Linked DNA regions of Homo sapiens: all the other regions are linked to region 1. Evidence: chromatin contacts called from ENCODE Hi-C or POLR2A ChIA-PET data. All regions are on one chromosome and are shown on one strand. Each heading gives the region's core, a stretch centred on a gene start or an enhancer-like site at or near the end of the contact. The rest is flanking DNA. Distances are from core to core; before and after follow the strand shown. Region 1 overlaps COBL (cordon-bleu WH2 repeat protein). Region 2 overlaps SPMIP7 (sperm microtubule inner protein 7). Region 3 has its middle 98 kb from the start of IKZF1.

What was found. A loop is a pair of places that touch in the nucleus more often than their neighbours do. ChIA-PET counts read pairs that join two places held with the same protein, here RNA polymerase II (POLR2A). Pooled maps may share reads with other maps.
Region 2: a map of chondrocyte shows a loop between it and region 1 (4-fold over the local background). The contact joins two enhancer-like sites. A Hi-C loop is called at or near these places in 5 of 168 maps with a recorded cell type or tissue (adrenal gland, chondrocyte, heart left ventricle and 2 more) and 19 of 50 pooled maps. POLR2A ChIA-PET finds 5 or more read pairs at or near these places in 1 of 52 experiments (activated CD4-positive, alpha-beta T cell).
Region 3: a loop to region 1 is called in a map of MCF 10A, with 17 times the contacts of the local background. The contact joins two enhancer-like sites. A Hi-C loop is called at or near these places in 12 of 168 maps with a recorded cell type or tissue (GM12878, MCF 10A, PC-9 and 8 more) and 5 of 50 pooled maps.

The regions. Positions count from the first base shown.
Region 1 is chr7:51,139,119-51,142,602 of GRCh38, reverse strand. The region is part of intron 5 of COBL (cordon-bleu WH2 repeat protein); the gene reads left to right. Among named protein-coding and RNA genes, the nearest start is that of COBL, 180 kb to the left of the region's middle. Within about 2 kb of position 1,867, at least 5 of the 41 ENCODE cell types and tissues checked have a DNase peak (open chromatin) inside an H3K27ac peak, as active enhancers do.
Region 2 is chr7:50,139,662-50,143,145 of GRCh38, reverse strand. It overlaps SPMIP7 (sperm microtubule inner protein 7), which reads right to left. Exons shown (of 9, transcript NM_001161834.3): 6 at 2,965-3,006; 7 at 1,758-1,865. Among named protein-coding and RNA genes, the nearest start is that of SPMIP7, 46 kb to the right of the region's middle. Within about 2 kb of position 1,810, at least 2 of the 41 ENCODE cell types and tissues checked have a DNase peak (open chromatin) inside an H3K27ac peak, as active enhancers do.
Region 3 is chr7:50,204,942-50,208,425 of GRCh38, reverse strand. No RefSeq gene overlaps it. Among named protein-coding and RNA genes, the nearest start is that of IKZF1, 98 kb to the left of the region's middle. RefSeq lists a silencer at 1,578-1,627 and enhancers at 934-1,863, 2,644-2,823. Within about 2 kb of position 1,730, at least 6 of the 41 ENCODE cell types and tissues checked have a DNase peak (open chromatin) inside an H3K27ac peak, as active enhancers do.

The DNA of each region.
Region 1 (3,484 bases), core at 618-3,117:
AGACCAGCCTTTCCAAGATGGCAAAACCCTGTCTCTAGTAAAAATACAAAAATTAGCCGGGCGTGGTGGCACGCTCCTGTAATCCCAGTTACTCAGGAGGCTGAGGCAGGAGAATCCCTTGAACCAGGGAGGCAGAGGTTGCAGTGAGCCCAGACCACACCATTGCACTCCGGCCTGGGTGACAGATTCTGTCTCAAAAAAAAAAAAAAAAAAAAAAAATCAAATACCAGTTGGATACTCTTTGTTTGCTCATTTTAAGAAAATGTCTTGCCAGGCGAGAAACCATCAGAGAGCTTGTGTGACACGGTATTTTGTTGGCTGAAGTATGCATCCAGACCAAATAGCTTCTGCCACTTTTCTTCTTCTAAATACTTAAAATGCCATCCCCCAGGCATTCCATGGGGTACTTGGCCAAAAAAGAGCGATCATTTCCTACTCGCCTCACCCTCTAGAAATGAGATTCCTAAGTTCCATTGTCCTGCCCATTCATGGTGATCAGTTCACATGAAGCTGGCATGCTTCATGGTTCTTTCTTTGCCGCTTCCTCGGAATCAGTGCAGGATTTCCAGGATGCCAGAAGACAGCTCAGGATTTGGCTCAGGGATTCAGCTTAAGGAGTGTCTGTCAGGAAGGCTGTGCCCTGAGGATAAGGAAATGCAAAGACAAAGACAGAGAACACCCTCTTGGGAAGGAAAGTTGGCCTTGCCCTTACCCAAGACTGTGCCAGCCACCACAGATGAGAAGCAGCATTCTCCCCATTCTCACCTCACCAGGAGCTTTGACAGACCTGAGCTGCTCTGCCCAACAGACCCCAGGGAGTGCCCGTTCGCCTCATCTGGTTTATGTCACATTGTTCTGCCTTGAGTCCTGTCAACACCTGTATCTGAAGAAAAGCCAGTGTGGATAACAGGTTCTGGAATCTTCCCTCCCACTCGATTCTTTAACAAAGCCTTAAAAAAAAAAAAAAAAGTTGTAAAGCCTTTCAAAAGGGGGCAGCATCGTCTAAGGAGAGGAGGCTGCAGGCAGCAACAGGAACATATTTCTAGTTTCATCTTTCTAGTTTATTCTATCACTAGGGAGCTGAGCCATCCTGAGTAGCTCTGTCTGGGCCTCAGTTTTTCTAATTTATTATATCACTAGGGCACAGAGCCATCTTGAGTAGCTCTGTCTGGGCCTCAGTTTTTCTCACCATCAAAACAGCAAACATCATGTCCTTCTAAGAGGATCTGATCCCATTTAGAAGAGCCTCTGCTGAGAGGATTGTTGATTGCCAGCTCAGAGTATACTTATTGTAACCAAAACATATCCCTTAACCTTGAAACAGAAATCAACATCTGAATTCCTCAATAGCCATGTCAAAAGATCTACTCAGGCTTTTAGTAGACTTGATTAAATGAGTCAAGGTATAATTGTATTTGTAGGATGGACACCTTTGAGAAATGGAAACAAAATGACCATTTCTCTTTTTTTTTTTTTAAATCGATTTAAACAGAAAGATTTCAGGTACAGCATCTCCTGTTTGTCCCTGGAAGTGTATTGTGCAGTACAGTAAGGGGTTGAAGTACACCAAGCCCCTTTTTGTTGTATGAACAGATTGATCCATCTTAGGCTGTGTGATGGGTGTGCTCGTGAGGCAGCTCTGTGAGGATATCTTCAAGAATTTTGGCAAAGGGAAATGGACCATGGCAGTCTGTGCTGACTCGAAATAGGGATGTTTACGTTGAACATGCTCAGCTTCTTGTCTGGTACTGATCTCTGATCAATTATAAGTCAATGAGCGAGGGAGACAACGTGTTCTCTGCGGTACCTGTGAGCCCTGAAAGTATTCCAGGAACACCCTGCACTCTCAGTGCCCTATCAGGTTCTATGGGGCACTTGTGCTGTCAGGGCCGTGCCCCTGCTGCCTGGTGCTAGATCTGCATAGCTCCTTGTCCCTGTCAGTGGAGTAGTGTTTTGTCGTCACAATGAAAGTCAAATAAAAGGAAAATAAGCTTTGCTGAGATGAGTACATTTTAAACAGAAGCAATCAAATATGTACATATATATATACGCACACACACACCCATGCATACATAAATGTTTGTGTGTGTGTAAATTTAAAATTAGGACCCATGTCAAAAGCACTTGTGGCAGATGATACTGGTTTTATTTTGAGCTGGCACTCAGATCTGGAAACGGTTAGCTTCCTCTTCTTCCTGTCTTCTCTCCCCAGATGCGCGTATGAGAGTCAAATCACTGATGTTTTACACTGAATGTAAGGAGTTAATTGGCTATCAGTGGTGTGGTGACATGGACACAGAGAGTTTTGCATTGTCTTTGGTGGGCGCCATTGAATTCGACTATCCATTGAATGACAGCAGCTGGCCTGGAGGAAGTTTAAATCCCACCAACCTAAGTCCCATGAAGCCTGAGATAGAAGGTTCTGTTTGCTTAGTTTTCTTTTCTGTTATTCATTGCTTTTTCTTAATGATTTATCTGGTTGCACTTGCAACTCCTGAGAAAATTTGATAAGATCATGACTGCCAACATCTGTGGATTTTGGTGCCAACCTTTGGTGAGAGCTATGACTCACTTCCCTACAAAAAAAGAACTTGATATTAAAAACATGTATATATTGACAAGCTTGGACAGGAAATCAAACCTCTCTTGCAGGCAAGCAGTGGCCTGTCCCTCATGAACTTTGCCACTTTGTAGCAGGAGACAACCAAGGAAACTGGGATAATAGGGGGGGCCAAGCTGTTTTGACTCCAGACTGCATGCATTAAGCTCTTGGTTTTCCCTTTGACTTCGTATTGATATGAGTCAGGACTTTAAAGGACTCAATACTTCACAATGTTTTCCTCCCACATTATTCTGTGGATTGCTTTCTAAATTCTGCGCACAAATTCCAAAAGTAGGGAAAGAAGATAGAAATGAAGCACAAGTATTCGCTGGACAACATAAAGTTTTTGGCTTCCCATGGGTTGAAGGTTGAGAAACACTGTTGAGTAGCAGAACTGAGAAGAGGGTCTGGTGGCTCAGGACCACTGGACCCTGCAATCGACCTCCTTGGGAGCATTGTGGGAGGTGGGAAGAGATATTTGTTAATTGTGTAGAGCAAATTAGGGGAGAAAAATCATCTGTTCTATTGAAATTCAGTTAAGTTCCAGAGTCACAGATGAAGGCCTCATGAGGAGCCCATTGTCTGAAGATAATCAATATCAGAACTTCTAGGAGGACTGGGATGGGGTGCACTTCCGCCTTCTGACTTTCTGCCATTCAAGGTCATCTCAGTGTGGCCCTCATGAGGTCATGGCCACCCAAAATAGGTATCAGAGAAGAAGGAAACCACATATATTAGACACTTCTAATGTGCTTTATCTAAATTACTTCATTTAATGCTTGTAACAACTTTGAAGGAAATGGATTTTTCCCCATTTTAAAGATGGGGATGTACCTACTTTATGGGGTCTATTCCCATTCCTTACCTTAAAAAATAGATAAT
Region 2 (3,484 bases), core at 561-3,060, 1.0 Mb after region 1:
AAGGCAGGGGTATAGCAGTGTTTCCCAGCCATGATTAAGTGCCACCAATCATTAAAAAGGACCCTAAAGATACTATCATAAAGCCATTTCTCTTCAAGAAACTTTAAGATGAAAAAAATTCAAGAAGAGACATATTTGCTTTCAATAGGATGGCTCTCTGTACCTTACTTGGCACAAAGTAGGCGCATGTGCTCCTATGCAAATGACATCATATTGTTTATATTCTCCTGTACTTTGCTTTGTAGCTCAAGCAGTATTGTGGAAACTACATAATAATTTGTTTAGAGATTCATATGTATGTATCAAAACTAGAAAGAAAAGTAAGCAAAAGAAAGGCATAAAGTCTAATGAGTATAGCTTCTGAGCTGGGGAAGCAGAAGGCATGGGCAATGAGATTGGGGCCACACACATGGCTGAAAAGATTTGAGTAAGATTCTGTATGTTACTAGGTGGGGGATACACAGGAGTTTACTTACGTTATTTGATATGTTATATGTGACACTATATCTTTCTGTGTCTATAAATATTTTATAAATAAAAATGAAAAACATTTCTTTGTGTTAACAGGTTAAGATTCCGTTAAAAATTGAAAGCGAATCAAAAGAAGAAACTTTGCAACCTTGGAGGCCCTCTAGTGCCCAAATCAGGTAAGTACAGTTAATATCTTCAATTCTTTTATATGATTCGCTCAAAATATCATTTGCTTAAAAACAGAAATTAACAGCAAGATGAGGCAGGAATGCTATATGCCCAAATTTATTGAAGTTAAGTGGTTCATTTTTACACCAAATCTTTAAAATGTTGCCATACTGCTCTTCACTCTCTTTGAAGAAATGACCCCAAATAATATGTTTTGATTCTTTAGAAAGAATATTTCATACAACATTTCAAAATTTAGATATACGTATCAAAGAAGAAACAATCCTAAATTGTTGTGCCTGAATATTTTAAATTAGCTTTCTTCCTATATCCTTCCTTTAGATTTTTAGAATTATTATGTGTAGTAGCAATGATTTCCTTGCAGAATGTATGGAAGAATCCAGCCCACTGACTCCTTCCTCAGGACGAAGCACAGCACGACAGCCTTCAAGTTCCTATGTGTAAAAGTGATTCCTCTCGGCTGGGCGCGGTGGTTCACTCCTGTAATCCCAGCACTTTGGGAAGCCGAGGCGGGCGGATCACAGGGTCAGGAGATCGAGACCATCCTGGCTAACACAGTGAAACCCCCTCTCTACTAAAAATAGAAAAAATTAGCAGGGCGTGATGGCAGGCGCCTGTAGTCCCAGCTACTGGGAGGATGAGGCAGGAGAATGGCGTGAATCCAGGAGGCGGTGTCTGCAGTGAGCCGAGATTGCACCACCGCACTCCAGCCTGGGCGACTGAGCGAGACTCCGTCTCAAAAAAAAAAAAAAAAAAAAGTGATTCCTCTCTGTTAGTGATCTGCCGCGTCTCAGATACTTTACAAACATTATTGATCCCCCCACGATCACCTTGCTTGGTGGCATTTTTTTTCTCACAAGTTTCAGATGAAGAAACTGAAGTCACAGAGATAAAGTGACTTGCTCAAGGGCCCCAAGTGAGTCAATCCCCAAAATCTCCTTTGTGACAAACCACATTTCTTTTAGGAAGCAGGTATCTTTCTTCTTCAGCAATGTTCAATAAAAGCCACGTTTAAATTCCTTCATTTATGGTAAAGTCCATCATCATGTTTCATCCTTAGTAATAAAACAAGTGAAATAATCATGAATGGAACTCACCGACTTGTGTTTGTATAAAGAGGCTTAGAGTACCGCTGCTTGGCTAGCGATGCGATGTCTCCCAAGGGGTTGTCAACATCATCAGCATTTGTAGACTGCACATGACCACTGTTAGAATGGAAAGGAAAGAAGGCATATATTTCTGTATAAGAAACATAGAAGAAACCATTGAACAGTATTCTAACTTCCAAAGGAAATTTATTTGCCAAAGTAGATCAAAGGCTCAAAATGCAAAATGTAAAGCATAATGATAGAACAATTTTCCTTAAAAAATATAAAGATAATTTTCTCTTCTTCAGAATGAGCGGTGGCATGCTCCTTGATCTTAAGTTTGAGCCAGAGTGACAGTAAGGGCTGTTTTGTGTTTCTGAACAAAGAAGCGGGCTGTTCCTGCAGCCCCAGCACAACTCCTTTGGAGACCGGCTGGAGGCTGGGCAAGGAAGAGGCTGGTGTGTGCCAGAGATTATAAGGCTCCTGGTGAATGGAAACCCTCACAGGTGCAGAGGAGCTTGGGCAACAAGCCACGTGCCCCTGGGCCTGAGAGAAAGTTGAGAGGCTGAGTTAATGCCAATCAGAGAGTTTCAAGGACTTCTGGGGCCACTGGTAGAAACACTAGTCAACTGCAGAACTGAAGAGGCCGAGTAATGAGAGGGGTGGGCCAGGACTAAAGGTCCAGATCCCTCCTCCATATTCTTGGATCTACTTTGTTTTGTTTCAAGGTTCTTCTTCCATCTAAAAACCAGGAGAAGACCCCAACTGGCAGATAATGTACTTTTTTTTGCCATCCATGGAAAGCCGGCATTAAATGTAGAAATTAAGAGGTGATATTTCCATGCTGTTAATGAGCATCTCATCCCTTCTGCAATTATAACAGTTTTTGTGATTCATAACACTCAATAGTGGTAGCATCCAAGGTATTTTATTTCAAAAGGTAATGTATTTGGAAAAACAGAAAAATACCACTCTTTCTCTCTTTCTTTCCTTCCTTCCTTCTTTGTTTCTTTCTTTTCTTTCTTTCTTTCATCAAAATCAAACCTTAGATGGGACTTCTGACATTAAACAGGCACTGTGTGCCACACAAACATTAGAAATGTGTTACAATATATAAGTTGTCTTAAAAAGTGAATACAACATGCGTGAGCTGAAAGCAACTACAACCAAAATATAAATCTAAAATTTTTTTACAAGACTGAGAAACATTACTTACGTATAGAGAGGAATATATTTACTTCTAGAACTTGAACTCACACTTCAAAAAAGAGAAGAGAGGCAACTGGGTTATTTATATTAAGTTAATAAACATCAAATTATTACAGTATTTCTCTAATTAAGACAAAAGCCTTCACAGATATCTCATAGGAATTGTCCTTTAAAGGTTTGTGATTTTAAACAGAGACTATTTAAGGATGTAGTTTGCTTTCTCCAGAATGTCAAATAAATGGAATCATATAATAAATTTTTGGGTCTGGCTGCTTTCAAAATGTATTTCAGATTCATTTATATTGTTGTGTGTTGTGTTTGTTCTTTTTCATTGCTGAGTAGTATTCCATTGTATGGGCATACTCTAGTATCTTTATCTATTTACCTGCTGAAGGGCATCTTGGTTGTTTCTGGGTTTTGGAGATCATGAATAAAGCTGTTATAAACGTTCACATATAGGTCTTTGTGTGAGCTCTTGGAAGGAACATTTACGTACAGGAGGCTTCCACTGTGAATAGTATGCTGAA
Region 3 (3,484 bases), core at 481-2,980, 930 kb after region 1:
TACTATTCTGTACCAAAGTGTGTGTGTGCCCTCAGCTGAAGTCCATCTTTTGCCAGAAAAGTCTTGATGATGTTGTCCCTCCAGCCTCCTGTGCAGTGCTGGGATTTCACACATTGGGCCTTCCCGTGGTGTTTCACCCCAGAACCCATTTTTTATCCTCCCTCCCTGACCCCAGCATGCCTAACCCAGCAGTTAGTTCTGAGGGACAATACTTTAAACCCTCATGGCCTCCCTCACCCACCTTCTGGTGGCCAGCCTCTTGTCCTGGACTGACTGTGGCCCTCCACCCCGGTCCCTGCTCCCCCTTCGTGCCCTGCATCTCTCTTCCACAGAGCGCGTCAGCTTCACAGCATCCCCCAGCGCGACAGGTCCCACTCACAAACCTCCCGGCCTACCCTAATTCTGGGAGTCAGAACCGACGTCCTTCCCAACTGAGTTTCCCACACCCCACCCAAGGCCGCCTCTCCATCTCCTCCCTGCCCTTCCCTCGGCCTGGAAGGGCCACTCCTTTCCCCCACGTCTTGCTCAAATGTCACTTCCTCAAAGAGGCCTTCCCTGGCCACACCCGCTGGCCCATGCCACTCAGCTGGAGTAAGTCTCTTGCCAGCACCAGTGGGAAAGAAAATATCCACATTCAGATTTTGTCTTTGCTGCTATTTCTGGTCAACTTTCTCTCATTGGAAGCAACGTTCCCTGAGGGGAGTTGGTTGGAGCCTCCCCAGTTTCAGCCCCAGTGCTGCAGCGATGCCAGCCGTGGAGTGGCCACAGGGTCAGCCCAGAATGAATGAGTTTGAGGTGAACAACCTCATACCCGCTTTTCCTAACCCCTCCTTTTTAAGCTCCTTGATGGAAAACTTTGCTCGTTACATCTCCTTGCTTCCATCTCTGCCTGCTCCAGCGCCTTCCTCTTCCCCTGCCACCCTCCCAGGAGCATGAGCTCCCCATACACTGTGCACCCCAGGGTGTTTCTGCCCAGGGGCAGGCTAACGTGCAGTGGGGGCTGCGGCCTAACGTGGACTAGAAGGCCTTGGGTCCTGGTGCCAGAGAGCTCACCTCTCCCTCCTTCCTCGGCATCGCGGCCTTCCCCATGGAGGTCCCATCATCTGCCGCTGCTGCTTTGTCTTAGAAAACTCAGGGACACTCACTCACTGCCCCTGCTTCATGCCCCTCGTGCGTCCACACCACACAGTGGCTTATAGGGTACCCACTCCACGAGGGAGCTTAGGCAGATCCTGATGGGACAGAGAAACAAAAGCAGGAGCCCATTTCCAGCAGCGTTGCGTTCCGGGGGGTTCCTCTCCTAATCCAGGGGACAGAGGAGCTCACCGGTGATACTGCTGTGAGGGGAGAGGTGCGGCGATAGAGGGTGCTGTGGGACTCCCCAAGGACCCCATCGGCCTGGTGGGGGCTGGGGGTGGGTAGCCTAAGGTCAATTCCATCCCAGATTTATCTGGCCCAGCTCATCAGTCCCAGGAGGGATGCCTGGTGCTTCCTTCTCTCGATCCCCCATTCTCCCCGAGCCCAGTCAACGCCTGTGCAATGTGATGAGTCGCTCCGTGTTTAGGGAAGCGACTCATCACGGGTCCAGCACCCTTCACAAGCTGCCCCGTGTTCCTTTTTAGCTTCACCCCCACCCCCCACTTTGCACACACTCTACACACTGCAACCTCAGCCGACTTCCGTGGCCAGCTATGCAGGGTCTTGTTGGCCAGGCTGCTCCTCTGCCTGGAATAACCTCATCTTCCTCCCTGGCAGGCAAGTGTGAGTCACACAGGGCTTCAAAACATACTAAAATGTCACCTTCTCTTTGAACTTACCTGCCCCTCTTCCTGGCTTGCCCTCCCCCATCCACAGCCGATGCTGTCTCCTTTTGAACTCCCGTCAACTGGGTAAGACTTTGGTGCTGGCACTGCCTAGGTACATCGTAATAAACAAGTGCTTATTCACAATAGCAAAACAAACCTGGAGCCCATCAACAGTGGACTAGGTAAGGAAAACATGATACCTATACACCGTGGAATACTACACAGCTGTAAAAATGATATCATGTCCTTTGCAGCAACATGGATACAGCAGGAGGCCATTATCCTAAGTGAATTAACACAGGAGCAGAAAACCAAATACCGCATGTTTTCACTTGTAAGAGGGAGCTAAACATTGGGCACACATGAACATAAAGATGGCAGTAACAGACATGGGGGACTACTAGAGAGGGAGGGAGGGAGGGAGGGGGAAAGACTGAAAAACTACCTATTGGGCACAATGCTCACTACCCAGCTGATGGGATCAATTGTACCCCAAACCTCAGCATCAAGCAATATATGCACGCAACAAACCTGCACGGGTACCCCCTGAATCTAAAATAAAAGTTGAAGTGAAAGACAGAAAGAAAGAAAAAGAAAGAAAGAAAGAAAGAAAGAAAGAAAGAAAGAAAGAAAGAAAGAAAGAAAGAAAAGAAAGAAAGAAAGGAAGAATGAGAAAGAAGGAAGGAAGGGAGAGAGAGAAAGAAAGAAAGAAAGAAAGAAAGAAAGAAAGACAGACAGACAGACAAACAAGTGCTCCGCGAGCTCCAGGAGGGCAGGAGCTGATTTCATTCCCTGCAAATCCTTGTGCCTGGCTGGGTGCCAGCACACAGTGGGTGCTCAAAACATGTGGGCTGATGGAAGAAGAGAATTTGCTTCCATCACTACAACTGTGAAGTCCTTTAAGATAGCAATGTGATAGACTTGACCCCTGTAGAAAGCAGAGCCACGCTGAATAGAATCAGCTGATTTTTTTTTTTTTAACATCTGGCGAATGATTTCATGGGATCTGGCCTCAGTTTCCTCCCTGAGAGCGTGATGCGGGATTCTGTCTGTGGGCTCCGCATTGGTTGATTCAAGGACCTGGTCAGTACTGCCATCTGGTGGCCGTTTACCCCATTTGCAGATTGGGCTCTTAAAAGCTCCAGCACAGTAATTCTGCAATCATTATTATTTATTTATTTTGGTAAAATTCCCATTTTTTTCCCAACTCACAGGGGAAGAAAAAATACTTTTAGTGTGAGAGGGAGAGGATTTCCTCACCATTATTTCCCTCCTAAAATCCCACCCCCACCCAGACCTGCACAGTCCACAAGGAGAGCCCATGACGAATAGCCTGGCCTTGGTGGAAACCCACGGCACTCTCTGGCTGTCTGCACTTATGCATCTCCGAGGAGAGCAGAGATCGCCTTATCAGACCTCCCGCAGCGAGGTAAGCTTCAACTCCAAGGTCAGGAGCAGCTCAGGCTAGGAGTGGGCCAGCGACCCATTCTGTGCTCTGCTGCAGGCCCCTAAATGCAGCATTTGATTTCTCTTAGGACAAAATGAAGGCTTGTTAAATATATATATATATTTAAAAGGCAAGCACAGCCAACCAGTGCCACTCTCATTGCTTTATCTCTCCTTGTAACCCTACAACAGTCAATGGAAAGACAAAATGTGGGCTGCTAATTCCTCCTTCC